Linked DNA regions of Homo sapiens: all the other regions are linked to region 2. Evidence: chromatin contacts called from ENCODE Hi-C or POLR2A ChIA-PET data. All regions are on one chromosome and are shown on one strand. The core of a region is the stretch at or near the end of the contact, and the rest is flanking DNA. Distances in the headings are between cores, read along the strand shown. Region 1 overlaps KDM1B (lysine demethylase 1B). Region 2 holds the start of E2F3 (E2F transcription factor 3). Region 3 holds the start of DEK (DEK proto-oncogene). Region 4 holds the start of RNF144B (ring finger protein 144B). Region 5 overlaps NUP153 (nucleoporin 153). Region 6 holds the start of FAM8A1 (family with sequence similarity 8 member A1).

The links. Hi-C counts contacts between places; a loop is a spot of excess contacts on that map. ChIA-PET counts read pairs that join two places held with the same protein, here RNA polymerase II (POLR2A). Pooled maps may share reads with other maps.
Region 1: a loop to region 2 is called in a pooled map, with 5 times the contacts of the local background. The contact joins the enhancer-like site here to the promoter of E2F3 in region 2. A Hi-C loop is called at or near these places in 1 of 37 single-sample maps with no recorded cell type and 2 of 50 pooled maps. POLR2A ChIA-PET finds 5 or more read pairs at or near these places in 1 of 52 experiments (Panc1).
Region 3: a map of CD4-positive, alpha-beta T cell shows a loop between it and region 2 (11-fold over the local background). The contact joins the promoter of DEK here to the promoter of E2F3 in region 2. A Hi-C loop is called at or near these places in 7 of 168 maps with a recorded cell type or tissue (CD4-positive, alpha-beta T cell, CD8-positive, alpha-beta T cell, OCI-LY7 and 3 more), 15 of 37 single-sample maps with no recorded cell type and 25 of 50 pooled maps.
Region 4: a map of naive thymus-derived CD4-positive, alpha-beta T cell shows a loop between it and region 2 (11-fold over the local background). The contact joins the promoter of RNF144B here to the promoter of E2F3 in region 2. A Hi-C loop is called at or near these places in 2 of 168 maps with a recorded cell type or tissue (chondrocyte and naive thymus-derived CD4-positive, alpha-beta T cell) and 5 of 50 pooled maps.
Region 5: a pooled map shows a loop between it and region 2 (2.0-fold over the local background). The contact joins the enhancer-like site here to the promoter of E2F3 in region 2. A Hi-C loop is called at or near these places in 1 of 50 pooled maps. POLR2A ChIA-PET finds 5 or more read pairs at or near these places in 2 of 52 experiments (K562 and activated naive CD8-positive, alpha-beta T cell).
Region 6: a loop to region 2 is called in a map of B cell, with 17 times the contacts of the local background. The contact joins the promoter of FAM8A1 here to the promoter of E2F3 in region 2. A Hi-C loop is called at or near these places in 2 of 168 maps with a recorded cell type or tissue (B cell and naive thymus-derived CD4-positive, alpha-beta T cell) and 9 of 50 pooled maps. POLR2A ChIA-PET finds 5 or more read pairs at or near these places in 1 of 52 experiments (K562).

Annotation. Positions count from the first base shown.
Region 1 is chr6:18,214,145-18,218,251 of GRCh38, reverse strand. It overlaps KDM1B (lysine demethylase 1B), which reads right to left. Exons shown (of 22, transcript NM_001364614.2): 20 at 3,123-3,245; 21 at 367-519. Among named protein-coding and RNA genes, the nearest start is that of DEK, 48 kb to the left of the region's middle. RefSeq lists an enhancer at 2,810-2,929 and a silencer at 3,140-3,189. Within about 2 kb of position 2,816, at least 5 of the 41 ENCODE cell types and tissues checked have a DNase peak (open chromatin) inside an H3K27ac peak, as active enhancers do.
Region 2 is chr6:20,399,739-20,403,363 of GRCh38, reverse strand. It overlaps E2F3 (E2F transcription factor 3), which reads right to left and starts at 1,485. Exons shown (of 7, transcript NM_001949.5): 1 at 739-1,485. The coding sequence starts at 1,131. It overlaps LOC124901482, which reads left to right and starts at 592. Exons shown (of 3, transcript XM_047419652.1): 1 at 592-939; 2 at 984-1,095; 3 at 1,202-2,623. The coding sequence starts at 592. The coding sequence ends at 1,809. RefSeq lists silencers at 1-150, 351-820, 1,671-1,910 and an enhancer at 1,048-1,572.
Region 3 is chr6:18,263,107-18,266,651 of GRCh38, reverse strand. DEK (DEK proto-oncogene) reads left to right here and starts at 2,122. Exons shown (of 11, transcript NM_003472.4): 1 at 2,122-2,267; 2 at 2,656-2,809. The coding sequence starts at 2,665. LOC124901270 (a long non-coding RNA gene) reads right to left here and starts at 2,120. Exons shown (of 2, transcript XR_007059486.1): 1 at 1,575-2,120; 2 at 1-922. RefSeq lists silencers at 1,762-2,041, 2,082-2,441, 2,502-2,561 and an enhancer at 2,447-2,998.
Region 4 is chr6:18,384,569-18,388,611 of GRCh38, reverse strand. It overlaps RNF144B (ring finger protein 144B), which reads right to left and starts at 1,262. Exons shown (of 8, transcript NM_182757.4): 1 at 982-1,262.
Region 5 is chr6:17,628,720-17,632,823 of GRCh38, reverse strand. It overlaps NUP153 (nucleoporin 153), which reads left to right. Exons shown (of 22, transcript NM_005124.4): 17 at 1-174; 18 at 3,285-4,104. Among named protein-coding and RNA genes, the nearest start is that of FAM8A1, 30 kb to the right of the region's middle. Within about 2 kb of position 2,202, at least 3 of the 41 ENCODE cell types and tissues checked have a DNase peak (open chromatin) inside an H3K27ac peak, as active enhancers do.
Region 6 is chr6:17,598,890-17,602,758 of GRCh38, reverse strand. It overlaps FAM8A1 (family with sequence similarity 8 member A1), which reads right to left and starts at 2,457. Exons shown (of 5, transcript NM_016255.3): 1 at 1,638-2,457; 2 at 49-169. The coding sequence starts at 2,349. It overlaps LOC102724591 (a long non-coding RNA gene), which reads left to right and starts at 3,783. Exons shown (of 5, transcript XR_007059485.1): 1 at 3,783-3,869. RefSeq lists enhancers at 51-551, 552-1,052 and a silencer at 2,119-2,598.

The DNA.
Region 1 (4,107 bases), core at 1,567-4,066, 2.2 Mb after region 2:
CTACTTGGGAAGCTGAGGTGGGAGGGTCACCTGAGCCTGGGAGTTTGAGGCTGCAGTGAGCTAGGACTGTACCACTGCACTCCAGTCTGAGCCACAGAGCGAGACCCTGTCTCAAAAAAACAAAAAAGAAAGAGAGATGGCAATATAAACACTTTTAAAATATGAAGTGAAGTCCAGAAGGAATAGCTGGAAGGTTAAAAACGGCTGCCTCTGGGAGCAAGAGGATGGTGAGAAGGCTTCTGCTGTCTGTGGTCATAAGACTTTTGACAGTATTTGAATTGGTTTTTAAACTCTGGGCAGATATCATTTTAGATGAAAGACAGAAATCAAAATACAAATAATTGGGTTTGGAATCAAGATCCATACCTCACCAGCGAAAAAGACGGTTCCTTGAATGTCTTCAGCAATGATATCGTAGGCCTCCCCACTTCCACCTGTCTTCACAAAACTGTATGCCATCTGGATCCATGGGTCTGTGCTCCACCGAGTGACAAAATACTTTGTGGGATCTGGGACCTCCTATGTCCAATAGAAAGGAATTATGAAGTAGGATCAAGAAGGGATGTAGATGGCAGGGCGCAGTGACTCATGCCTGTAGTCCCATCCCAGCACTTTGGGAGGCTAAGGCGGGTGGATCACAAGGTCAGGAGATCGAGACGATCCTGGCTAACACGGTGAAACCCCATCTCTACTAAAAATAGAAAAATTAGCCAGGCATGATGGCAGGCGCCTGTAGTCCCAGCTACTCGGGAGGCTGAGTCAGGAGAATGGCGTGAACCCAGGAGGCGGAGCTTGCAGTGAGCCGAGATCGCGCCACTGCACTCCAGCCTGGGCAACAGAGCCAGACTCCATCTCAAAAAAAAAAAAAAAAAAGAAGGGAGATAGACATGGTACAACCCAACTCATACATTTTGCCCCCTGTTTAGGACCTGAGTCTATTCCTGTATCATTCTGAAACAGTAGTTCTCAAGATGTTCCTCCTGCTGCCTTTAAATCTACCCAAGCCGGTATTTGTGTCTTATCCTCTCTTTCCTGCCCCACCCACACACAATTCCCTCACTTCTATACCTCCTCCTTCTGCCCGGGACACACTCTCCCTCTACTGGGGGCTATCACCCATGGCTAAGAGTTCGGGCCTTCCCTTTTCCATCGTGTGGTAGCAGAAAGGAGTCTCTGGCCCAAGAAGAAAAGGGAAGGATGGAGTCTCAGGATCACAGGTTGGAATTCTCAACAGGGTTCTCCACAAAACAGTGATACAAGGTTATGTTTCACATTCACTCAATTTAAAATACAGCAGTCCCCTCTTCCCCGCCAGGAATATGTTCCATGACCCGCAGGGGATGCCTGAAACCATGGATAGGACCAATACTATACACACTATGTTTTTTCCTATTCATACCTATGATAAAGTTTCATTTATACATTAGGTACAGAGATTAATGACAATAATAAAATAGAACAATTATAACGCTATACTGAAATAAAAGGTATGTGAACATGGCTCTGATAACAGAGATGACTCCTGAGTGACTAATGGACAGGCAATGTCTACAGTGTGGAGGTACTGGACACGCTCTTCAGAACGGTGCATGACTGAAAACTTATGAATCTATTTCTGGAATTTTCCATCAAATATTTTCAGACCTTGGTTGACCACAGTAACTGAAACCATGAAAGCAAAGCCTCGAGTAAGAGAGAGCGACTGTAATTTGTCAGCTGGCCTCCAACAAGCAACACGATAAACAATATTTCTATAGAAACGGTAAGCTAAGTTCCAAACAACTAATGTAAAAAACAAACTTCTGAACAAAAACCCCAAGCAAGGGATTGCATCATTAGATAGATCCTCTCATATAAAATTAGCAACAAGGCTGGCCATACAGTGGCTCACACCTGTAATCCCAGCACTTTAGGAGGCCGAGGTAGGCGGATCACTTGAGGTCAGGAGTTCAAGACCAGCCAGGCAAACATGGTGAAACCCTGTCTCTACCAAAAATACAAAAATTAGCTGGGTGTGGTGGAGCACACCCATAATCCCAGCCTACTCGGGAGGCTGAGGCAGGAGAATCGCTTGAACCCGGGAGGTGGAGGTTGCAGTGAGCCAAGATTGTGCCACTGCACTCCAGCCTGGGCGAAAGAGTGAGACTCTGTCTCAAAAATAAATAAATTAAAATGAAATAAAATAAGCAACATATCTGAATGCCCCTTTCTCTTTAACTTACATAACTTTTGAGTCATTTCACTTCTATTTCTGCTCCTTTATTTCAAAAAGATATAAGCCATGGCCATTTACAAATCTCCAGAGATGGTGAGATTTAGTACACTGGCAAACAAAGTATCCTGAGCTCCGTGGAGAAAAGAGACTATCTGCATGTGTGCGATATTAAAAAAAGCTGGCCAAGGCTCCTCTTAAAAGGAAAGCTGTAGTCAAAGCTTCTAGGGCTTCAGTAAATATAGAATCCACGTAGAAAATACCGAGCCTTTTATATCCTTACAAAAAAAAAAAAAAAGGGAAGTGTGTATGATGTGAGAAGAAAAAAAGGAAGGAAGACAATTGTGTAAAAAAAGGTACAGGGCACTGTTACAGGCAGAACCGTGTCTCCCTCAAATTCCCATGTGGACACCCTAACCCTCAGTGCCTCAGAATGTGACTGTATTTCGTCGCATGGTCTCCAATGGGTAATTACTTTAAAGTGAGGTCGCCGGGGTGAGCCTTAATCTAATCTGATTTGTGTCCTCATAAGAAGAGGAGATGAGGACACAGACACACACAGAGGGAAGCCCATGTGAGGACACAGGGAGAAGACAGCATCTACCAGCCAAACAGAGAGGACCCAGGAGAAACCAACCCTGCCGACACCTCGATCTCAGGCTTCCAGCCTCCAGAACTGTGAGGAATAAGTTTCTGTTGTCTAAGGCAGCCAGTCTGCGGTACTCTGTGATGACAGCCCTCACAGACTAATCTCAGTGCTGAGGTGGGCAGTGGGACTCTGAAAGAAAGAAGACTGTGGCCTCTGCCTTCCTTCCTGTGATTCTCAGTGACGCTGGCTGCTTGGGCTTCACACCTGCTCTGGATAGCAAGCACGGCTTGCCCCTTTCAAGGAGGGCTTCCTCTCTCTCACCTGCTCCTTGAACAGCTCCCGGAGCGTGGCCATGCACTGCTGCAGCACCTGTTTGTCATCCAGGGTCCTCACGGATGCGACAGCCTCCCCGGCAATCACAGACATCAGCACGCTGTGCTTCTTCTGGAGACATGAAAGGAAAAGCAGGAGGTCTGTGAGTGCTCAGCTCCCACAGATAAGGGCCTCTTTTTTTTGTTTTTTGTTTTGTTTTGTTTTAAATGAGACAGAGTTTTGCTCTGTCACCCAGGCTGGAGTGCAATGGTGCAATCTTGGCTCACTGCAACCTCTGCCTCCCAGGTTCAAGTGATTCTCCTGCCTCAGCCTCCAGAGTAGCTGGGATTACAGGCGTCTGCCACCATGCCCGGCTAACTTTTGTATTTTTAGTAGAGACAGGGTTTCACCATGTTGGCCAGACTGGTCTCAAACTCCTGACCTCAGGTGATCCACCCACCTCGGCCTCCCAAAGTGCTGGGATTACAGGCGTGAGCCACTGTACCCGGCCAAGAGCCTCACTCTCACAAGTTAAATGTCACTATTTCTGGCTGTCCCTTATCCGCACGTCACTCGCCAGTCCATTTTCCTCGCAAACACTCATTATTCATCCATCCACTCTATTGCTTCCTGCTGGAAAAGAAAAACACTAAGAAATGTAAATAGCAACTTTAAGGTTCCCTTGGCTGTTCACTAATTAAAGCTTGCTTCGGAAGAAGTAGAAAGAGATGGAGAAGGAAAATCTGCAGATAAAACAATGAAAAATAAAAAAACCTCAAATGGTAAAGAAAATCTGCCCTCGGCTCCTATGTGAAACCTTTTAAGACAAAGTTTCTTGAAACTGAAAGTCAGAAACAGCCATGATTCTTTCGTGTGGCAGTGACATGACGGCAGAGAAAGTGACCACCCCCGTCCAGCTCTGGGTATGCCATTCTCCTCTCTCCTTCCTTCCCTCAGCTCTCACATCTGCTGACACTCACACCCTCCCTCACCA
Region 2 (3,625 bases), core at 236-2,735:
GCCTGGGCGCTTGGGCCACGCGGGCGCCGCCGCTGCCACTGCCAGGATGCGCCCAGGCCAGAGCGCCAGCCCGCGAGCCCCTCACCCCAGACAGCCCACGCCCCAGTCCGCACCCGGCTTCCAGCCCCACCTCCCCCACGCCCGACTCCCCTCCACCTCCCCCAGCCCCTTTGTTGCCGGGAGTTACAGATCCTAAAATGTGTCAAGCGCAGCCCCGCCGATCCCCTGCGCTCCGAGCACGCCGCAGGGACCCCCGGCCGCCAACGAGCCTCCAAGGCCGACTGGGGGCTAGCACCCCAACAGTCCCCCGGTTTCAACCCCTCAGAGCCCCCCACACCCCAGTTCACTACTCCCTCCCCCACCCCCTTCTCCATCCGGGGCGTGACCCCTTCCTACGCCCGAGAAAGAGGAAGCTTCGAGTTGGAGGGGAAGGGAGAGTGGGGGTAGGGAAAAGTGCAGGAAAAGAAGGGGGGGCCGCGAAAAGTTTTGGAGTGTTTGATGTGGTTCGCGCCAAGGCAATCCCCGCCGCCCCGCGCGCCTGGCCGAGCCCCCCGACCCTCCTGGCGCCGGGAAGAGCACTCAGGTCTAACAATGAACCCTCGTTGGAGGGGCAGCCCCCGAGGCCCACGATGCTCGGCCCAGTGCTCTCCCCGAGCGGCCCGCAGCGCGCCCACGACCCCGCGCGGTGCGAGCCCACCTCCCGCCGGGGCTGGGGACGGTGGGGAGGGAGGGTATTACCGGAGGGCCGCCGCCGCCGCCGCTGCCGCCGCGTCCCAGCGCTGGTGGCTGCTGCAGCAGCCCGGCTCTGCTGGAGGGTCCGTGCGGCGTGGTGTAGAGGAGGCTGCCGGCGGTCTGCTCCGCGCCGGGGGCACTGGGGAGGAGGGGGCCGGCGGCTACGGCGCCGCTTTGGAGGGAGGAGGAACAGGAGGTGGTGGAAGTGTTCGTGGTGAGGATCTGGATGTACGCGCCCGGGGCGGCGGCAGCGGCGGCGGCGGCGGCGAAGCCGGGGCTGGCTAGCAGTGCCCTTTTGTCCATGGAGGCTGCAGCGGCGGCGGCGACGACAGCCGCCCCCTCCCCACCCCCGGCGGTCACCAGGTACTGCTCCAGAGCGGGCTGGATTCCCTTTCTCATCTCTCGCTCCTGCTCTTTTTAGTGTTATGGTATATTAATGTATTGTTTTCAATTTCTTTATTATTTGCAGTCGGAGTTTCCAAGTCTCTCCTCCTTCTCTCCTCCCCGCCCGGCGCTTCCGAGCCCCCTCTCTCTCTTTTCTTTTTATTTTTCCGCACCGCACAGGCCCCGGGGGCCAAAAATAATCGGGGCTCTGGAGAGAGGAGGGTCCCGGCCGCACGGATATCGGGCCCCAAGCGGGGATGGAGGCGTCGGGGGCGGCCGATGCAACGGATTGCGAGGCGGCGGCGGCAGCCCGGGTGCTGCGGCCGGCAGCTGAAAAATGGCTCCAGGAAGCTGCTGCTGACAATGAATGAAGGGATACGGTTTACGCGCCAAGGTCCTCCCGCGAAACTCGGATTTCCCGCCGGCTTTTCAAACCATATTTGCATATCCCCGCCCCTCAACCCGCCGAGGACCGTTCCCACAGCCCATTGGGCCGCTACCTCCTTACTTCAGTCCCAATCATGGAGCAGGGCCGCGACTTGCTGGTTTCCATTGGCTGCCGTGCATCATGGTTACCGGGGCGACAGGGACCCTATTTGCATAGGCCTCCTTGATTGGCTGGCAGAAGAGCAGTTTTTAGGGGGTGGGGCAAAGAATTTCCTTCTCTCCCACGGAAGACCACGCCTGGCCTAGGCTCCGCCCCTGTCCCCGCCCGCCCGCCGGGCCGGCGCTACTGACCTGGGCAGGGACTCCGCGCCCCGCAGACTCAGTGTAGATCTAGTCTAGAGCCCAAGTTTCGCTTTTGGAAATTGTCAAGGTGACTAAGGGAACACTCTTTCCTTTGACCAGTCAGTGCAATAAACGAACAGCGCAGGAGATTTTTCCAGATACGTGCCAAAGGCAAGTTGGACCATGCGGACGATGTCTGGCAGGTGCAAAAGGAGCCCTTTAAATCGTGGGCTTCTCCCTTCCTGAAATCCAACCAATGACGCGGCGAGAGCTGATCCCGAGGCCGGGGCTGATAGACAGAAGCATGTGGGCAGACAGAATCGTGGGGGCAGAAGGTTCAGCAGACGCGATTGCGGGCACCAGTTAACATTCCAGATCATTCCCGGTACCTTCATTATTAGCCTGGATAGGGGTAAAGTACAAATTAACTCTTTTGTCTTACAACGGATATTGGTTTGAATCCAGCAGACATTCCCTCTGGCCCAGAAACACCCAGGGCAGTTAATCAGGGCTAACCTAGAACTGATCTACGGGTTTCTAATCCGCCAAGCAGTAATCCGAAAAAGTACACGCTTCCCACGATGACGTCGTGCCCCCAACGAACGCAGGCACGCCCAGGCATCAGCACTTTATATCTTCAGTTTTGTAGGAAGTTCTCTGACTGGAAGCAAACACAACGACTCAAACCTATCCCAAAGTATTTTTAAAATAGTGTCTTTTTTTAAAAAGTAAACTAGAAATTGTCATCAGAAAAATATAAAATGATGTGTCAAACTGACTCCTGAATTTGTTCAAGTATTCATGGGTCTTAAAATTAAAGCTTGCTCCTGAGATTGAGCAGGAAAAGAGACCCCTGCAGGAATGTGGGGGAAGTTATGTATGTAGAGACTAGATCATAATTTATAGTTACGTGCAAAACAGCTGCAGAATTGGTGCTCATAGGTGATGAGGATTGCAACACCTTGAGCCCTTTCACAAGATTTTTATTACTATTATTAATTTCCCAAAACTCTTACTCAGAGTGCTATGAAACACCTGACAAGATGTGTCAGATCAGGCTAGGACTCCTTAATATTTTAGCCTTGTTACCTTTTCTGAAACAGATGAGTTAAAAGTTCCATTAAACCTTGCACCAGGCTCAGGAATATTTTAGTCTTGCATTCAGGCTAGTTGAGGATCCATAGCCCTAAACATTTGTCGACACTGGTAGAGGTGACACTATCTTTATTTTTTGAGACAGAGTCTTGCTGTTGTTGCCCAGGCTGGAGTGCCATGGCACGATCTCAGCTCACTGCAACCTCTGCCTCCTGGGTTCAAGCAATTCTTCTGCCTCAGCTTCCTGAGTAGCTGGGACTACAGGTACGTGCCACCACGCCCAGCTAATTTTTGTATTTTTAGTAGAGACAGGGTTTCATCATGTTGGCCAGGCTGGTCTTGAACTCCTGACCCTAGGAGATCCGCCTCCCTTGGCCTCCCAAAGTGCTGGGATTACAGGCATGAGCCACCGCGCCTGGCCAGAAGTGACACTATCTTTAGGGCAGATTAAGTGGTACTCAAAGGGCATGAGCTAGAAGTGTAATATACCAGCAGCTTCCCTGCTCTTGTTCCATCAATGTTGCTTTCCTCTATGGATATACCTGTGGAAGAAACTAGTACTGTCACTACTTGGATATTACCATCTGCAGAGCATCACTGGCAGCTTGCATTTGGTGGCAGTAGTGGGGGTTGTGAGGGAGGAGTGGTGCAACATACACAGTAATTATAGACCTGCGCCTTATGA
Region 3 (3,545 bases), core at 873-3,372, 2.1 Mb after region 2:
CCTGCACTCTTGGGGGCCCAGGAAACCCCCTGCCCCTGCAGGCTGAAAGTGCCTGCTCCTGAGGTTGCAGTGAGCCAAGAGCACGCCACTGCACTCCAGCTTGGGTGACAGAGTGAGACCCTGTCTCAAAAAAAAAAAAAAAAAAAAAAAGAATGTGCCTGTTCCCAGGCCTCTACCCTCTCTCTACCCACTCCCAGGGCCCACTCCAAGGCGGAGCAAAGTTGTGGCCAGGCACGGGCGCTGCTGCAACCCAGCTGGGTGTGCACGTGTTCAGGGCAGCACTGACACACCAGCCACCTGCCGCCTTGGCCCTCTCTGGACTTTGGGCACCAACAAGTGCGAGAAAGAGGCTGGTGGGGCTGAGGGTGGCTCCGCGTGGGCCTGCAGGCACCCCTCAGCACAAACAGCCTGGGCGCCATGGATGACATGTTGATGGTGGGAGGCAGACACGTTCCTGGGGGGAAAGGGGTAGGTCCCTGCCCACCTTCAAGCCAGGGATGGCCTGAAGCCTGGGGGGCCTGGTGGCCAGTTCCAGGTAGAGTCTGCAGCCCAGAGTGAAAACTAGTGGTGCTTTTTCTGGGCCCACCCATGGGCCAATCAGCACACACTTCCTCCCTTCTGAGCCCATAAAAACCCCAGACTCAGCCAGCGCTCAGGCCTACCAGCTGCAGGAAGGAGCTACCCACTTTGGTCTCCTCAACTCGTCAGGACCACCTGCCTGCAGAAAGGAGCTGCCCACTATGGGTCTCCTCTCCACTGAGGGCAGGACGCTAGTCGGGACAACCCCCCTGCAGAAAGGAGCAACCCACTTCAGGTCTCAGGAGAGCTGTTCTGTCCCTCAGTGAAGCTCCTGTCCACCTTGCTCACCCTCCAGTTGTTTGCGTGCCTCACTCTTCCTGGACACAGGACCAGAACTCAGGACCTGCCAAATGGTAGGATTGAAAGAGCTGTAACACAAATAGGGGTGAAACACAACCCCCCACTCCCAACCACGTTGCAGGCAGCAAGAAGGAGAGATGAGCTGTGGAGTGTGGATAGGATTTGAGTGGGATAAATAGTGTGGAAAATGGCATACCGTTTGAGGGTAGAAATGACACTATTCGCGTATGTTTTGGAAGGGGAACAAAAGGAAAAGGGAAGATTCAAAGGAAATGTCTAATTTTTGTCCTGCAACCCAGAGTCCAGGCAAATTTCACTGATCACATTTCTATTAAGTCCACTGAGTACAAGGATCCTTCAGGTGAGCTAGTGGTTGAAGAGTTGGGAGAAAATAAAGGAAATCACATACAAAAGAAGGCAGCATTGAGCAGGGAAGATACTGCTTTGAGTGTCTGCAGTGTTGAATGTGTAAAAAGCATCTGCATAGATGACCTAGAACTCTGGGAGAAGGGTCTGGACCCGGCCAAATAACATATTTCCTCTATTATAAAACAGAGAGTGTGTGTGAGAGAGGAGAGGAGAAGGAATGGGGTGGGAGGGAGCCTCTCCCCTTATATTTACAGGGGTGTAAATCTATGTGGCTGGCTATGTGAACCTTTAACGTGGCAGGTAGGATCTTTTTCCTTTCGGTGCACCTTACAAGCGATGCGGTCCTCAGAAATACAGATTTGGGAGTTATCTATCACCCAGCATGATTTCTGGAGCATTGATGAGACCGCTGATTAATTCTCCTCCGCCTCAGAGTAACACTGTCGATAGCGACTTCGGAGATCTCTAAACTTCTTTACCGCGCCCGCCGCGCCCCTCCGCGGCCCGGGACTGCTCATCATCTTTTCCAGGAAGCGACCGTGGAAACAATAAACACGCAGGCCCCCTAGCGTCCTTCCGTTCCGCGCTGCCAGGCCGCCTCGCCTCCCGCTCCCGCCCGCCCCGCGGGACACAGCCCGCCCGCACTCCGGGGCCCGAGCGCCGACCACACTCCAGGCGCAGCCGGGGAGAGCCCCGCGCGCGCATCCCTCCGCCCGCGGCCGAGGCGACCCCTCGCGGTCCCGCCCGCCCGAGCTTCCCGCGGAGGCACCCGGCCGCCCCGCCTCCCCCGCCCCGCGCCCGCCAACTCCCAGCTCGCGGCCCTGATTGGTCGCCGCATTCCCGCTCTCCTTCCCGAACCGCCATTTTGAAAATCTTGTTGATTCTGGGGAGCCGAGCGCGCGGCGCGAGCGTCACGCCAGACAGCGGCCCGCGCGCCTTCTCCTCGGCGTCGGCCGCCGCCGCCTCCCAGAACCTCCTCGTGCCCTCGCGTGCCAGGCCCGCGGCGGCCGAAATCCGCGGTAAGGGCTGCTTCGGGACGCCGGAGGCCCGGTCGCCCCTGCCGCGGCCGACGGGGGAGGGACGCGGCCATTTGGACGGCGGCCTGGGGCGGGGGAGGGGACGTGGAGGGCCGGCAGCTCGGGCCGGGCCGGGAACAGCGCAGGCCGGGCGGGCGCGCGCGCACGCGGGGCAGCGGGCGCGGTTTCCCGCCTCGGGAATCCCTGGACGGCGGCGGCGGAGCGGGAGGGAAGCCGCCCCTGGGGACTGAGCGCTGCGGTCCCGGCTATGGGAGGAGGCAACTTTCAGGGCAGGTGTCCCGCGGGAAGGGTAGCATCATTCAGGGTGGCCGCCCGGTCCTGCCTGCGGGAGTAGGAGGACCGAGACGTCCGGCTTTCTTCCCGCATGCAGGTTCACAGCATGTCCGCCTCGGCCCCTGCTGCGGAGGGGGAGGGAACCCCCACCCAGCCCGCGTCCGAGAAAGAACCCGAAATGCCCGGTCCCAGAGAGGAGAGCGAGGAGGAAGAGGACGAGGACGACGAGGAGGAGGAGGAGGAGGAAAAAGGTGGGGGGAGTCGCATCCCAACTGATGAATTTTTCAGACCGAAGTTTTTTTGTATTTTTCACCCAGGAAACAGTTTTCTTGCTCTTTTGGTGTTTAGAGGCGTGAAGTCGGAGTGATTTTCAGCGAGAATGTGTGCACAATTTATCTGCTTTTGTTTTGAGCGATGGCGTAGAATTGACTTTGTGTATTCCGGTTTTTAAAGTATTTGTTAGCGTGGTAGAGATGTATTGGAGTGCAGCCGACTTCTCGTCCGCTCTAAACGTTCGTTAACATTTCATCATTTGACGGGAAGTTTGTAGGTCTTGGATTTGATTTTTTTTTTTACCTGTGTGTGTGCACCTTTGAAGTTGCTAAGTGGATGTTCTAATTTTGTCCTTTTCATTACACATCTTTTGCCTTTTGAAGTTATTGTAAGGTCTTGGTGCAGCCCGTTAAGACTGAAGTTATAAGGCTAGACCCGGAAGTATTTGAATACTTTCGAATATTTTTACATTTACCAAAAAGTTTCCCTCCCTGGCAAACAGCGGTGAAAGCTGTTGCTACTTGAGAAAGTAGTTAAAAATGAAGAAAGTGAACTCTGAAAGAAAGTTAAATGTGAGCCCAGCACTGTCTCGGTTTCGAACCTGTGTCTGTTTTAAGGGAGGGCGATATGAGCCCTGATTTGACTGGAGGTGTGAAACGGAAACTTGACTGAATAGAGGAGTGTGCTGCGGCAGTTTATCCAGGATGCATGCAG
Region 4 (4,043 bases), core at 13-2,512, 2.0 Mb after region 2:
GAAGGAGGGACTCACAGAGGGATTTGATGTGAAAGGGACCAAGAGGCTCATTTCAGTGAAAGCTGCGGCAGACAGATACTCTAATTAGCCAGCAACTCAGTTAGGACTGGCTAGGTTCCTTTTGCCTCTTACCCACACCCTAAAAACTGAGTCATCCCAAAGTTCATTTATTTTGCTTCTGGGCACAGACACCCCCTAATCTGCTTCCTCAGAAATGTTAGATACATTGCCATTTAATTTATACCTCTCAATGTTCAAATAAACGTCCAGAAATGCCAAATCGGAAGAGCAGAGATAGTCCTGTTAAGAACCTCAGAGCTAATGTTTTGATAAGATACATGTGGCAGAAAGCAATATGAAACTGACAGTCTGTTATGAGAACATGAAAAAAGAACATTTCCCAGAGAAGGGAATTAATTTCTGGGAAATCTTTATGTGAATAGTGTATATGCATGAGGAGTAGACTTACAGCAGGATCCTTGAAACTCATGAGAAAAACAAAAGGTGTTTTAGAAAGAATAAGCAAAAGATACCTACCTTTTCCCTGCACAAACGACAATCAGTTCGATTTTAACTTAAATTTGAGAATGGCTCTCGTAGTATCAGAGTTTCACTGTTTCATTAGCAATTACCTGATAAAATAAGCACTATAATGCATAATCCGAGATTATGCCAACTTTTGGTCTCCCCTTAAGACCTAGGGAGAGGTCTGGTCTAATCTCGGATTCTACAATACATTCTATTATAGAAACTGTTTTATTAGAAATGAAACTACTTTCCTTTAACAAAGGCATTTTTCTTCTAAGTTAACAGGTGTTTAAGGCATTCAGAATGAATTCAGTTCTGTATGGTTTGAGCACTAGAGACAGAAAATCGAAAAATTGTGGTGTCACAGTGAGTTTCCTGTCCTTTTTCCTTAGTCCAGCAACACCATTCCGGTCTTGCAACGCCTGTAGCCTTTAAAAAGCTCGCTAAACCTACCTGGCAGCAGACCTGCGTTCCTCCGTCGCCGGGCTTCTCAGTAGCCTCCCTCGCGCTCACCGCCAGTCCGGGCTGCTGGCACACCGGACAGGAGCTCTTCCATTCTCTCCGTCTTTCCTCCGTGCTCTGCGGCTGACAGCTTTACACTTTGCAAGACTGCAACAGGACTTGCGCTCCCAGACCTACGGGTCGGGAGGAGGCGGAGTCCCCGACCGCCTCCTAGCCTTGACTGGCAGCTGCGATGCCCGGGACTGTTGCAGCGGGAGCGTGGGGCACAGCTCGCCAGCAGCGGTAGCAGCGCGTTTATTTATACAGGAAGCTCAGGCGCCGCACTTCCTACTTCCCATGTGGGTCGTACTTCAGCTGCAGGTGTTGGCCTTAACCCTATCCGAACCCGGGCGCGCTGCACCGACTCTACTGCTTGTCAGGACCTGTCTCTTGTTCTCCTGGGACCGCTGTTGCAGGAATTCAGAGCAGGGGGTGCAGGCAGCTGCCCCTAGCGCACTTCTTCTGCCCAGACAGGGACAGCTCACCTCTTGGCCTTAAGCGCCTGCTACCTCTCTGTCTGTACATATCCTCACAGGCCACCTTTCTTTATTTTCTCCCTCCTTCCCAGCTCTTTAAATCTCTTTCTTCTACTTCTAACAGCCCAGACCTGCCTTCCCACGTGGCAGACAACTGTTTTATAGAAACACTTCCCATGCACATCTCATCAAAAAACAGCTTGTACCTCACTTGTCCTTTTGCATCTAATGATGAAATTAGAATACCTGTGAATCAAATCGGGAATAATCTTAGTTTACCTCATAAAATACAGACACTTCTTGATGAAACAATGATTTCACTTGAAGTGCTTTGTAACTTAACTGGTTGTACCCTCAATTAAACAAAAATGTAACAAAATAATCCAGAAGCTGTGAGGTATTATGAAGTGCTTCCTTGCTCCAAACCCTTGGACACTTCATTTGTGTGACATTCATAATGAATCGCATACCTACTCATTCCCCATATCCCCCATAGATCACAATCACCTAAGTCTGCTGAACATTGCCATTTAGGAATGTCGCTCTGACACAAGAATCTGTGTTCACTCTGCAATCCCTCTCTACTTTTGCAACCACTGTCAGGAATGTGCTTCCTAAAAGGAAGGGACTCACAGGCCCTTTGTGGAAAGGATCTGTGCACGCCAACAGGCACCATTCCAAACGACACAAGCAAACATTGCTTCTCAGCCCTCCAAGTTGAAGAAAACCTCTAGGTCAAAGCAAAGTGCTGAATAACACAGTGTATCTACATGTGCCATGCTAGGGCAGGTAGGAGGACCAGCTCACCAGTCAGGGAGGAAGAGAAAAAGGACAGGGGCAATAAGATGATAAAAGAACCCACGGTAGGATATTTGAGCTTGAAAAGTCTTCCTAGCTATTTTAGCAAATAACCTGATTTTAAAAATAAGGAAACTGGGCTGGGTGCGGTGGCTCACATCTGTAATCCCAACACTTTGAGAGGCCAAGGCGGGCAGATCATCTGGGGTCAGGAGTTCAAGACCAGCCTGGCCAACATGGTGAAACCCCGTCTCTACTAAAAATACAAAAAATTAGCTGGGCGTGGTGGTGGGTGCCTATAATCTCAGCTACTCGAGAGGCTGAGGCAGGTGAATCGCTTGAACCTGGGAGGCAGAGGCTGCAGTGAGCCGAGATTGCGCCATTGCACTCCAGCCTGGGTAACAAGAGCGAAACTCTGTCTCAAAAAAAAAAAAAAAATAAGGAAACTGATGTCCAGGAAGATTTAAGAGATTGGCCCAAACCAGACACAGGCCAAGCTAGAATGAGACCTAAATCTGAGTTACATGAGGAAGGTGAATGTAAATGAAAACCATCCCAAAGGAAGTCCAACCTTCAGATTTAGCAATGGCTTAGGTTCTGAGATAATCTATTTCAAGGAATTTTCTTGGTATAGTGACCATTTTGGTGGACAGGAACTAGGAAAGATAAAAAGCAACCTCTAAGAGGTTAGTTTATTCATTGGTGTTGATGCAAATCTCCTGAGCCTTAAACCAAAGTTCAACACAGAGTCCACTTTTCAAATTACCATTCATAAATTATAATCTCTTGTTAACAGGATAAGGGAAGAAGCTGCTGCCAATATGAATGAGAACATAAGCACGAATAGTGCTGCCTATTATCCCAAATATTTTGCACAACTGAGTAACATCACCACTGATTATTTTCAACCATGCAACTATGCAAATTTTTTTTAAATTGCAGTCAAAATTTAATAAGACTAAATAAACACGTTGAATGCTATAATATTATGTGAACAAACTCTCTCAGATCTTCCTAAGGAGTCTACAGTGTGAATGGATATTCATTCTCTGGAGCATTTATTGATTTCCTCCCAGACAATCTGCTAGGTTGTATTAAGATAATGATATTAGACATGGTCTCCCTGTCCTCAAAGACCTCTCAATCCAGGGAAGGAGTAAGACAAGCAAATCAATTATCAGGGTACTGATAGTTGTACCCAATGTGTGAGTGATACATAATGTGTGATATGATAGACTTAAGCATGATGTGCTATTGGGAGCACAGAGAAGAAGAATTTAAAGGAAAGGAGTTGATGAAAAGAATCAAGTCTTCTCTGAGAAGGTGATTATATTAATCTGTTCTCACATTGCTATAAAGAAATAACTGAAACTGGGTAATTTATAAAGAAAAGAAGTTCAATTGGCTCATGGTTCTGCAGCTGCACAGGAAGCATGGCTGGGGAGCCCTCAGGGAGGTTACAATCATGGTAGAAGGTGAAGGGGAAGCAGGCACGCATGTCTTACGTGACTGGAACAGAAGCAAGGCGGGGTGGGGCAGGGAAATGCCACACATGTTTAAACAACTAGGTCTCTCAAGAACTTATTGTCACAAAAAACAGCACCAGGAGATAGTGCTAAACCATTTATGAGAACTCTGTCCCTATGGTCCAATTACCTCCCACCAGGCCCCACCTCCAACATCGGGGATTACAATTCGACCACGAGATTTGGCTGGGGACACAGATCCAAACCATATCAG
Region 5 (4,104 bases), core at 953-3,452, 2.8 Mb after region 2:
GTAGCAGCACTGTACCTGTCTCTCTGCCTTCTGGAGGCTCTCTAGGATTGGAAAAGTTCAAGAAACCCGAGGGAAGCTGGGACTGTGAATTGTGCCTAGTGCAGAATAAGGCAGACTCTACCAAATGTTTGGCATGTGAAAGTGCAAAGCCAGGCACAAAATCTGGGTTTAAAGGTAAGGCCAAAAAAATAAAAATAAAGGTGATGGTAAAGCGCCTTTTTGTAAGGCCATTTAAAAATGAAGTATTTGAGAACAGCTTCAGTGTTCACTCATTCTCTCTTGAAAATTAATATAAAATGAGATTATCCTGAGATGTTTTAGTTATATCTGTTTCTGAATATTGTAAGGTCATATTAGTTGCTTGTCAACAGTGAGGTATCTTTTCTCCAGGTGGGAAAAAAAATTTCTTGTGTCATTGAGCCTCAGAGAGTTTTTGTTTTTTGTTTTTAACTGCTAGCCCCCTAGGTGAACTGTTCTTTGTTTTTTTGTTTGTTTGTTTTTTTGTTTGTTTGTTTGTTTGTTTTTGAGACAGTTTTGTTCTTTTGCCCAGGCTGGAGTACGGGGGCGCGATCTCTGCTCACTGCAATCTCCGCCTCCCAGGTTCAAGCAATTCCCTGCCTCAGCCTCCCAAGTAGCTGGGATTACAGGTGTGAGCCACCGCGCCCAGATGAACTTACTGACTTTTATTTGACTGGGAATACACCTCTAAATTAAAAGCGATACAGGCTGTGGCTTTGGTTTCCCAAAGTAGGTCCCAGGAAAAGAACTCTTAATATTTTACTATATAAGTACAAAGGAAGACTCCCTCAAAGTAATTAATCCTAAACTAACTGGAGGCCAGATTTTTGTGTTTTTTTTGAGATGGTGTCTTGCTCTGTCGCCCAGGCCGGAGTGCAGTGGCCGATCTCTGCTCACTGCAAGCTCCGCCTCCTGGGTTCATGCCATTCTCCTGCTTCAGCCTCCCGAGTAGCTGGGACTACAGGAACCTGCCACCACGCCTAGCTAATTTTTTGTGTTTTTAGTAGAGACGGGGGTTTCACCATGTTAGCCAGGATGGTCTCAATCTCCTGACTTCGTGATCCACCCGCCTCGGCCTCCCAAAGTGCTGGGATTACAGGCGTGAGCCAACACGCCTGGTCTGGAGGCCAGATTTTTCAAGTCTTCTGTAAAAGAGTAAGCCCGCAAGGAGAAAATGTGTGAGGATTAATGTCTTGAAACAACTCAGACAGATATTTCATCTTCTTACTTATAAGTTGTAGCTAAATAAAGTGTACTCAGTGGACAGAGTGTAGACCCCTAGAACGGTGAGAGGATGGGATGGGGGGTAGATGATGAGAAATTAATTAATGGGCACAATGTACATTATTTGGGTGATGAATATACTAAAAGCCCAAACTTCACTGCCAGGCAACATATCCATGTAACAAAATTGCACTGGTAATCCTTAAATTTATACAAATTAAACAAAAATAATAGCAAGCTTTATCTACTTTGTAATTAGCTTTCAAACTCTTGATTGCAAACCAAAAGTCAGGAATAAACCTTTTATATTGTGAGCCATCACCTGCACAGCGTATATGTCTATATGATTGAAATCTGTTTTGCAAAATAATACTTGCCTCTGGTAGGTGTAAGGTTCCCTGGTATTTTCTGTTTTATTTTATTTTAAAAGAGAAGTGCTGGTTGCAGCCTGCTAAATTAATTGATGATTAATGGTATACAACTAGCAGTTTGAAAAACACTGCATTTAAGTGTTTTAGAAGTTTGTGCTTTCTGGTTCATTTTATCTCTTTCTGTAGCTGTTAATTCATGCTCCCCTTTTTATACTGTTCTCTACCTGTAGTGTGGTAATCACCATACTTTTAAGTATCTTAGTACTTCTTAATGATCCTTGTTTTGAGCCAGTAGGTCAAGTACTTCATTTCTGATTTCCTTAGCTGCAGAAAAGCATTATGAAACCAAGACTTTGATCTTGTCAGTATAATGCTTGCTCTCTTCTCTTTTCTCTTCTCTCCTCTCTCTTCTCTCCTGTCTTCTCTCTTCTCTCCTCTCCCCTCTCCCCTCTCCCCTCCCTTCTCCCCTCCCCTCTCCCCTCTTGTCTCCCCTCCCCTCTCGTCTCCCGTCTCCTCTGCTCTCCTCTGTTTTCTTTTCTTTATTTATTTTGAAGTGGAGTCTCACTGTTGACCGGGCTGGAGTGCTGTGGCGCAATCTTGGCTCACTGCAACTTCTACCTCCCGGGCTCAAGCAATTCTCCTGCCTCAGCCTCTCAAGCAGCTGAGACTACAGGCACAGACCACCATGCCTGGCTGATTTTTTTTGTATTTTTAGTAGAGATGGGGTTTCGCCATGTTGGCCAGGCTGGTCTTGAACTCCTGACCTCGGGTGATCTGCCCGCCTTGGCCTCCCAAAGTGCTGGGATTCCAAGCGTGAGCTACCACGCCCAGTCTGATGTTTAACTTTATAAACATTGCTTCAACTCTGTAATTCTTCTGTTTTTCTGTTGCCTTCCTTTTTTAAATGCTTGAGTGAATAACACATTTATTCACAAGATTTAAAAATCAAGAAATTGTGACAAGGTTCAATCTCTTCTCTCCATTGTCTCTTTTTCCACCTTCCCTCCCACTTCCAAATGTAACTGTGGTTAGTTTCTTGTAAATCTTTCAAAGTTTCTTTATGCCCATCCAAGGCAAACATACATACCCCTATATATTCTTACTTCCTTTTACCTTGTTAGAAAAGTCTGTATACCGCACTCCCTTTCTGCCCCTTTGATTTTATCAGGGATTATCTTGGACACATCTTTGTTCTTCCTTCTTCGTTTATAGCTGCCTGGATTGCATATGGCATTTTGCATGTCTATGAGTTTATCTTTAAAACAAACTCCAGCTATAGAATTGCAAGGTCAAAGGGTATATGCATTTGTAATTTTCGGTAACTATTGACAGATTGCTCTCTATGAGTTTTGTGTTCATTTATACACCCACCTGCAATGTGTAGCCTGTTACTTCCAGTCTCATCACTAGTACAAACTTTATCAAACTTTATCGCAGCCAGTCTGATAAATGAAAAGTGGCTTGTCAGGATAGTTGTGAGGATTGAGATATCATTCTCATACCGACTAAATATAGGTCACCTTGGATTATGTTTACAGCTGCTGGTAATACTCTTCAAAGTAGGCCCTTTCAAAGTTACTCCTATGTTTCTTTGGCTTTCACAGTGTTTACATTTTGTTTGAGAGGATCAGTACATTGAGTGTCTATGTGGTGTCTTTTATATTTTTGTAGGCTTTGACACATCTTCCTCATCTTCGAACTCAGCAGCCTCCTCATCCTTCAAATTTGGTGTCTCATCATCCTCTTCTGGGCCTTCTCAGACTTTAACAAGCACTGGAAATTTTAAATTTGGAGATCAGGGAGGATTCAAAATAGGTGTGTCATCCGATTCTGGGTCTATAAACCCCATGAGTGAAGGCTTTAAATTTTCTAAACCAATAGGAGATTTTAAATTTGGAGTTTCATCTGAATCTAAGCCCGAAGAAGTTAAAAAAGATAGTAAGAATGATAATTTTAAGTTTGGACTTTCTTCTGGTTTAAGCAACCCAGTTTCTTTAACTCCATTTCAATTTGGGGTATCTAATCTTGGACAGGAAGAAAAGAAAGAGGAACTGCCCAAATCTTCCTCTGCAGGTTTTAGCTTTGGTACAGGTGTTATTAACTCCACCCCTGCTCCTGCTAACACCATAGTGACCTCTGAGAACAAGAGCAGCTTCAACCTTGGAACCATAGAAACCAAGAGTGCTTCAGTGGCTCCTTTCACATGTAAGACATCAGAAGCTAAAAAAGAAGAAATGCCTGCCACCAAAGGAGGATTCTCTTTTGGCAACGTGGAGCCTGCCTCTCTGCCATCTGCCTCAGTGTTTGTTTTGGGAAGGACAGAAGAGAAACAGCAAGAGCCTGTCACTTCTACTTCCCTAGTTTTTGGGAAGAAAGCTGACAATGAAGAGCCAAAGTGTCAACCAGTGTTTTCCTTTGGGAATTCAGAGCAAACCAAAGATGAGAATTCTTCAAAGTCCACATTTAGTTTTAGTATGACAAAACCATCTGA
Region 6 (3,869 bases), core at 1,208-3,707, 2.8 Mb after region 2:
CATTAAACAGTAGAAATTAAAACCCTTCTGCAAATGTCCTCAACTTACTTTATCCCACTGAGGTGCATAATGCTTAAGACAATGGTTGCTTTTATAAAGAAGAGAATAAAGAAATCCACCATCTCTGCCATAAATCTGTGGGCCAAGGATGGAATAACATATTCTCTGCCTGTAAATTAAAAAAAAAAAAAAGTTAGGAAAAACGAATCATTTCACATAAGCCTTGGAACACAAGCCATGTAATGAATTGCTAAAGAAAGTCAAGGTACAACTTAATAAAAAATATTTATAACCGTGCAGCAACTATTGATATTGATTCCACCAAGAATCCATGTTACTAAAATAGAGTAACAGAGAATCCACTATTTACTGAGCTTAAAGTTTGCTTTCATCACCTTAACGTTTAAAAATTGATTTCACACGGCCAGGTGCAGTGACTCACGTCTGTAATCCCAGCACTTTAGGAGGCCGAGGCGGGCAGATTGCTTGAGGCCAGGAGTTCGAGACCAGTCTGGCCCTGGCCAACATGGCGAAACCCCGTCTCAACAAAAAATACAAAAATTAGCCGGGCGTGGTGGCGCATGCCTTTAGTCCCAGCTACTAGGGAAGCTGAGGTGGCAGGACGGCTTGAACCTGGGAGGCGGAGGCTGCAGGGAGCCAAGATCGCCACTGCACTATCCAGGCTGGGCGATAGAAGCAGACCTTGTCCCCACCCTCCCCACTTTCCCCCTAGAAAACTGATTTCACAGATAAATTTGATTAGGGTACCCACTACATTTCACTAGGAATTCTAATGAGGAGAATCCAGGTGATCACATCTAAGTCACACAAAATTAAACATTTTTTAGTACAAATCAAGGTTAAATATTGGCAATTAGTATAAAGTAAATCCCTGTAATCCCCCCCCACCCGTTTTTTAGTTTGTTTTGCTTTCTTTAAAATAAACCCAGTGAGTATCAATCTGTCATCCTAAATTCTGACTGGGATCAGAGGCATCAACTAGTTCTTGTCCCATCTATCTGTGGCTAACTAAAATAAACTAAAAGTCTAATAGTTTAAATAGTAAACTAAGAAGTGTAACTAATTCAAAATATTCTAGTTCACACACAGAAGCAAAAACAATTACACAATATACAAGATATTGATCAAATGAAGTGAAGCTTTGACCCAATCAAAACTTCCTAACTCCACTTGTATCCATGTCGATCTCCTTTTATATCCGTTCAGTTCCACTGTCCTAAGTAGCCAATGTCTGAATAATTTTCAGCATTACCAGTCGAGCCCCTCCAAAAGTGGGTTTGCCATTTGCGAATTTAGCTTTGGCCCTCACTGCAGAGCGTGAAAACCAAAGGAAGAGGATGGTTTGAAGAGCAATTTCTTTTCACGAATAAACAACTAGTCCCATGAGTAAGGGAGTCAATTTGGAGTGCCAGGTCTAAAGGAAGAAGAAACTGTATTGCCTCCTTGTACATTTTGGGAATTTAGGGCCTGGACAAACGATAGCTAGTGAACTGAACGGGCAGGATAGTCAATCAGAGTAGAAGCAGCAGTTACAGGTCTAAAAAGCGTGCCAGCTCTACCCCACAGGCCCCCGAAAACCCTTCTACTCCGCCCAGCCTCCACCTCGCGCTTCTCACCTGCCTGTCGCCCGGTCTCGCTCGGGCTTCGCGAAGGGGCTGCGGATCCTACCCTCGTCACTGGAGTGGCCCGGACCGACGCCTGCACGTGAGGAGCCCGGGGTCCCAGGCCCGCGACTGGAGCAGGGGTGCTGATGCCGGCAGCTGTCCGCGGGTCAGGCCCCGCGGCCCCGGGGCTCAGGAAGTAGAAGGGGTTGTAATAGCCCAGCTGCGGGGGCGGCGGCGCCGCGGCCTGGGGGACTGCAGCGCCGCCCGAAGGGAAGCTCTGCGGGGAGGGCTGGGGGCTGCAGTAGGCTGGGAAGGCGGCCAGGCCGCTGTGCCAGGTGAGGTAGCCGCAGTAGGACTGCCACAGCCACTCGTGCACTTGCCGGGAGTACTCGCGGGCGCTCAGCCGAGCTGGTCTCTCTCGTGGCGCCGCGGCTTCGGGCGCCTCGCAGCCCGCCTGCTCCTGCAGCTCTGCACCGGAGCCGGAGGCCGCCTCCCCGCGCTTCCTGAGCTCGCGCGGCGGCTCCAATTTGTCGGCTGCGGCGGCAGCCGCGAGGCCCGGGGCTGTGGGCCGGCCCGGGGCCTGGGGTTCGGCCTGGGGGTCGTCGCGGGGGCATGGGACGGCGGTGGTAGGAGGGCCTCTCAGGGAAGGGACGGGCTCGTGGTCCCCTCCGCCATCGTCCTGCCCGGGAGGGTGGCCTCGGGCTTCCTCGGGCCCCTCGGCCATCGTCGCCTCAGCAGCACCCTCTGGGATACCTGTCACTGCTCCGTTTCCCTCCCCCAATGGCCCCTCCCCAACAGCCCCGTCACCACCGCAGCAACCGCAGGCGTCAACAATCCCCCGCCGGAAGCGGAAGCCCCGCCCCTCAGGAGCAACGCCCGCCGCCAGGCGGAGCTGGGAAGGGAGGGCGGGGAGGTGCGTCTGCAGTCCCGGGTTCGGGCCCTAGTAGTCGGTGGCTGGTCGGTGACTGGGACCAGACCGTCGCCTCCTCCCTTTTACAGCTTTAAGTCTGTGACCCGAGGCCTCTCTGTATATTCCCGTGGGGTTGGGCCTAGTTGTCCTGGGAGAAACTAGATGGATGAGGAGTATTTCCGAGACAGGTCCCAGGGCCAGCGCAGCCTTTTCTGTTGCAGAACCGCGACTGTTGTTTTGGGATCCAGGCCGGAGGGTTTGTTGCTTGTGTTCATTCCAGTTAACCATTAGTACTCGAGAAGGTGGTACAGAACGCATCTATCCCCTTAGAAGAAAAGAAATTAAAAGCCAAACTAAACTGGGATATATATTAATATAGGAAACTACCACTGAGACATAGGAAAGTGTATTAAAATATAACTAGTGAGGTGCTATGTATAATTCAGAGGAAGGGGAAATTATGCATGGGCCAGACTACTAACAAAAGGCTCCAAAGCCTGGGATACGCTGAGGGCCTTTCCATAACAGAAAATGAAAAGGAACCTAAATTTGAGACTAGATTTGAGGAAAGGCACAGTTGCGCTGGAGTAGAAAGCGTCTGTCTACCGCAGTGGAAAGTAAGTTTTCGTAAATGCAGACTAGCTCCAGGGTGAGGACAGAATCTAGCTTTTAAATCAGTATAATCTCTCTTCTTTTACATTTGAAAATCTCTGCAGCGATATGTTATTGTATCCCCAGCACCATACAAAGGACATACAAGGGCCAAATACTGTGGGAATATTTATTAATGATATTAATGATGATGCTGTCCGGGCCAAAGGAAAACTTCCGCTTCACCTTCTGAAGTTTCGCTGAAAGTCACTGACAGGAGGCAGTTAATAGGAGAAAAGACATAGACATTGATTTGACCATCGTTTTATGTGACACGGGAGCCTTCAGAATGAAGACCCAAAGATAACAAGGGAAATCGTGTATTTGTATGCTTAGGTTCAACAAAGCATGGACAGCCGTATAAAAAAATGACTGGACAAGGCCGGGCGCGGTGGCTCACGCCTGTAATCTCAGCACTTTGGGAGGCTGAGGCGGGCGGATCACAAGGTCAGGAGATCGAGACCATCCTGGCTAACACAGTGAAACCCCGTCTCTACTAAAAATACTAAAAATTAGCCAGGCGTGGTGGCGGGCGCCTGTAGTCCCAGCTACTCAGGAGGCTGAGGCAGGAGAATGGCGTGAACCCGGGAGGCGGAGCTTGCAGTGAGCCGAGATTGCGTCACCGCACTCCAGCCTGGGCGACAGAGCGAGACTCCGTCTCAAAAAAAATGACTGGACAAAAA